Regions from separate parts of the Homo sapiens genome. Here region 1 is linked to region 2. A link is a loop called in an ENCODE intact Hi-C map of the cell type or tissue named here. Cell type or tissue: PC-9. All regions are shown on one strand. Region 1 has its middle 31 kb from the start of MIR4289. Region 2 has its middle 49 kb from the start of S1PR3.

What was found. Hi-C counts contacts between places; a loop is a spot of excess contacts. Peaks named below come from ENCODE experiments on the same cell type or tissue, not always from the same donor. Only the 100,000 strongest peaks of a DNase experiment are listed, where the experiment ranks them.
Region 1: a loop joins it to region 2, with 4 times the contacts of the local background. A loop is called at or near these places in 2 of 110 quality-filtered maps.

Annotation. Positions count from the first base shown.
Region 1 is chr9:88,775,843-88,778,342 of GRCh38, reverse strand. No RefSeq gene overlaps it. Among named protein-coding and RNA genes, the nearest start is that of MIR4289, 31 kb to the right of the region's middle. RefSeq lists a silencer at 22-261. In PC-9, no CTCF peak of the experiment used is centred here; a DNase peak (open chromatin) is centred at 1,402; H3K4me3 peaks cover 1,208 bases; H3K27ac peaks cover 2,500 bases.
Region 2 is chr9:88,940,840-88,943,339 of GRCh38, reverse strand. No RefSeq gene overlaps it. Among named protein-coding and RNA genes, the nearest start is that of S1PR3, 49 kb to the left of the region's middle. In PC-9, no CTCF peak of the experiment used is centred here; DNase peaks (open chromatin) are centred at 739 and 1,539; H3K4me3 peaks cover 748 bases; H3K27ac peaks cover 2,500 bases.

The sequences.
Region 1 (2,500 bases), 160 kb after region 2:
CTGGGGAGGGTGTGAACCCCACAAAAGACATCTCTCCCCAGTTCTCACTTCCTGATGCTTGGAGCCAGACCTGCCTTACACACACACACACACCCCACCACCACCACCCATGCTCTGAGGGTAGAGCTGCAGGACTGGCCCCTCCTTACTGACTTGAAGACAGGCCTGAGAGGTCTCCCCAGGGCCTCACTAGCGAGCCACCAGCTGGGCCTGCAGCCTGGGCCCCTGACCCCAGCCAGGGCTCTTCCTCCCCAGCTTCTCACCGACTCAGCGGGCTGGGCTGGGGATATTAAAGGGAATTTTAAGAACAGGAAATGATCATGCATCCGGTTGAACTCGCCTGCTGTCCTTTTTGGCTGCTCCTAATTCTACCTTCCGGCCTCAGAGTTTGCCTCCTGGGGTTTGTTTCTCTGTGCTCAATATTTTCTGCACAGCGACCTGAATTTCATTATGTGAGGCTCAGAGGGCTCTGGCCCCAAATAGTGGGGGAGAAACAGAGCGAAAAAACACAAAAGGTTCCTGGTGGAGTTGCTGATTAGAGTAAGACAATCCTTAAATGCTGAAAGAGAGAATCAGAGAGAGTTGCAGGAAGAGAAAATAAAACAAGCTGCCATAGTTGCCTTGAAGTTATCTCAGAAGATGGGCAGTAACTGTCATGCCGTGGGGAGGAGTGCGGAGGAGGGTGCAGAGCAGTCTGGTTTCAGGGAGACCTTAGCAGGATGAGATTCAGCTCTTGGAAATTAGGAAAGGCCACGGCTAAGAAACATGTATTGTTAGTCTTTCCCCCCAAAATTTCCAAGAAAAGAAAGTAGTGCGTAAGAATACTCTGTGAAAGTAGGGATTTTATCTCTGTACAATTACAATAAAACTAATTTCTTGAACACAGAAGCCCCAGATTTTCCCTGATGTTTTGCCACCAGTGTTATGCCCCGTACACATGCACACACACACATGCACACTCACTGCAGGCCCTCCACAGGTGACCACGCAGAAGGAGGAACCACAACTACTGCTGACGATTGATGCTGCGTCTGAGACACTTGGCACTCCAAGAGCCCATGGCCCTGGCCCTGTTGATACAAACACCTTCCATTTGTGCCTTTATTTTTTTTTTTTTTTGAGGCAGGGTCTCACTCTGTCATCCAGGCTGGAGTGCAGTGGCACAATCAGAGCTCACTTAAGCCTTGAAATCCTGGATTCACCCGATCTCCCACCTCAGCCTCCTGGGATTATAGGCATGCGCCACCATGCCCAACGTGGGCCCATACTTTTTCATATGCACTTATAGGCTCCCCAGACACTCTGGTTTCTTGCCCACTTCTTGTTTTCTAAATATGAGATGTTTCCAGTTTTCAAACATTCCTTTGCTCTGATCTAACCTGGTACATTGTTGTTTCTCTGTTCTGCTGTACTGGGGACTGTGTTTGCTCATAGTTAACCCCAATGACTAAGCAAGTCCATTAAAAGGCAGGTCTAAAATGGGGGAGGCAAAAATTTTGTCTGCTATAGTTTACCCTCTGACCACATTCCTCTCTCTCATCTGCAAAATGCATCTATCCTGTCTCATGACAACAAAGATCTCACTCCATTAGAACACCCACTTCAAGTCCAAAATCTCATCATTTCAGTCGCCTTGAGCAGTCAGGTGAGGCTCTGCTATGATACACCCTGAGCCACAGACCCTGTCTATCTGTGGCCCTGTAAAACTAGAAAACAAGTAATCTGACCACCAAATTCAATGATGGTATAAGTGTAGGAGAGCCATTATAGACATTCTGGTTCCAAAAGGGGAAAATGGGGGGCACCAGTTCAGGCAGTTTCAATCCATCTGGGAGATGCAATTAAGTTTAAGGAATTATCCTCACTGTGTCGTGGGCTCGATTCTCTAGGCTCTCAATTCTACCTTTCAGGCTCTTGGCTCTCCAGAAGAGAAAAATAAAAGCAACTGAAGAAGGCAGATGACCAATGCCAATCAATTTGACATGGCTGTGGGCTGAGTTGTATCCCACCCCCAAATTCTTCTGTGGAAGTTCTGACCCCTGAAAGGGGCAGCTCCAAGGGCACCCATCAGCCCCCATCCAGCCCCTGAGGGGCAGCTTCGCCCTCTGTCTTCTGACTCTGCCCTTCTCAGCCTGGGACTTGCCTGGGTTTTGTCTTCCCTTTCAGCATGAAGCCAGGGACCCCCAGACAGTTTGGGAGAATCCTCATATGGCCTACAAGATGCCCTGGCCCTCTCTGACCTCACCACGTGCACTCACTCCCCCAGTGGCTCTCTGCTCCCCAAGTGCAATATGCTCTGTCTCCCAATCCACACGCTTGGCTTGTTCTTTCTCACCCTTCAGGTTTGAGTTTAAACATTTCCACCTCAGAGAGTCCTTCCCCGAACATTCCACGTAGAGTTGTTCAGTTCCTTCCTCCCCATCCACCCCGTCCACTTGACTTCCCAACAGGAAGGGAAGAAGAGAGGAGATGATCTTGAGAGGGAAAAGAGGAGAAGAGT
Region 2 (2,500 bases):
CATGGACAGTTATGTGCGACCCATTCCCCACCACCCTTGCCAGGGCCCCAGATTTGTAAAGCAGAAAAAGAAAGAGAGAAAAGGAAGAGGCAGAGAGAGAAAGGAGAGAAACAGGAAAGAGAGAGACACATGGAGGAGAGAGAGAGATGGAGAGGAGAGAGAAAGAAAAAGATAGAAGTAGTAAAGACAAAACAGTGTGCCCTATTCCTTTAAAAGCCAGGGTAAATTAAAATCTATAATTGATAATTGAAGGTCTTCTCTGTGACCCTATAACACTCCAATACCAACTTGTTGTCGGTGTAAACAAGGGCGTAGCCTGAAAGCACTGAGACCACTGACAACCTGTAACCTTCCTAGCAAAAATCCTTAACCCAGCAACCCGCGGATGGCCCAAATGCATTCAATCAGTAGTGGCAACCACTTTGCTAAAAGTAGAAAAATAACCTTTACAGGAAACCTCATTGTGAGCACACCTCACCAGTTCAGAACTATCCTAAGTTTAAAAAGCAAAAAGGTAGCTTACTAACTCAAATCTTAAAGTATGGGGCTATTCTGTTAGAAAAAGTTGATTTAACATTAACCACTGAAAACTCCTTTAACCCAGCAGATTTCCTAATAGGGGATTTAAATCTTAATTACCATACAAAGGTCTGACCAGACCTAGGAGGAAATCCCTTCAGGACAGGACTATAGATGGCTCCTCCCAGGTGATTGAGAAAAAACCACAATGGGTATTCAGTAATTGATAGGGAGACCTTGTGGAAGCAAAGTTAGGAGAATTGCTTAATAGTTGGTCTGCTCAAACGTGCAAGCTGTTTGCACTAAACAAATTAAAATAGACCTAGGTAAATTCTCAGATAACCCCAATGGCTATATTGATGTTTTACAAGGGTTAAGACAGTCCTTTGATCTGACATGGAGAGATATAATGTTACTGCTAGATCAGACACTAACCCCAAATGAGAGAAGTGCTGCCATAACTGCAGCCCGAGAGTTTGGCTATCTCTGGTCTCTCAGTCAGGTCAATGATAGATTGACAACAGAGGAAAGAGAACAATTCCTCACAGGCCAGCAGGCAGTTCCCAGTGTACACCCTCACTGGGACACAGAATCAGAACACGGAGATTGGTGCCACAGACATTTACTAACTTGCATGCTAGAAGGAGTAAGGAAAACTAGGAAAAAGCCTATAAATTATTCAGTGATGTCCACTATAACACAGGGAAAGGAAGAAAATCCTACTGCCTTTCTGGAAGAGACTAAGGGAGGCATTGAGGAAGCATACCTCTCTGTCACGTGATTCTATTGAAGGCCAGCTAATCTTAAAGGATAAGTTTATCACTCAGTCAGCTGCAGATATTTAATAAAAACTTCAAAAGTCCACCTTAGGCCTGGAGCAAAAGTTAGAAACCCTATTGAACTTGGCAACCTCGGTGTTTTATAATAGAGATCAGGAGGAACAGGCAGAACGGGACAAACTAGATAAGAAAAAGGCCACCGCTTTAGTCATGGCCCTCAGGCAAGCAGACTTTGGAGGCTCTGGAACATGGAAATGCAGGGCAAATCGAATGCCTAATAGGGCTTGCTTCCAGTGTGGTCTACAAGGACACTTTAAAAAAGATTGTCCGAATAGAAATAAGCTGCCTCCTCATCCATGCCCCTTATGTCAAGAGAATCACTGGAAGGCCTACTGCCCCAGGGAATGAAGGTCTTCTGAGTCAGAAGCCACTAACCAGATGATCCAGCAGCAGGACTGAGGGTGCCCGGGGCAAGTGTCAGCCCATGCCGTCACCCTCACAGAGCCCCAGGTATGCTTGACCATTGAGGGCCAGGAGGTTAACTGTCTCCTGGACACTGGCATGGCCTTCTCAGTCTTACTCTGCTGTCCTGGACAACGGTCCTCCAGAACTGTCACTATCTGAGGGGTCCTAGGACAGCCAGTCACTAGATACTTCTCCAAGCCACTAAGTTGTGACTGGGGAACTTGACTCTTTACACATGCTTTTCTAATTATGCCTGAAAGCCCCACTCCCTTGTTAGGGAGAGACATTCTAGCAAAAGCAGGGGCCATTATACACTAGAATTAGGAGAAGGAAAAAGGGTAAATATTTATACAGACTCTAAATATGCTTACCCAGTCCTCCATGCCCACACAGCAATATGGAGAGAAAGGGAATTCCTAAGTTCAGAGGGAACACCTATCAAACACCAGAAAGCCATTAGGAGATTATTATTGGCTGTACAGAAACCTAACAGGTGGCAGTCTCACACTGCCAGGGTCATCAGAAAGGAAAGGAAAGAAGAAATAGAAGGGAACTGCCAAGCAGATATTGAAGCCAAAAGATCTGCAAGGCAGGACCCTTCATTAGAAATGCTTATAGAATAACCCCTAGTATGGGGTAATCCCCTCAGGGAAACCAAGCCCCAGTACTCAGCAGGAGAAATAGAATGGGGAACCTCACAAGGACATAGGTTCCTCCCCTCAGGATGGCTAGCCACT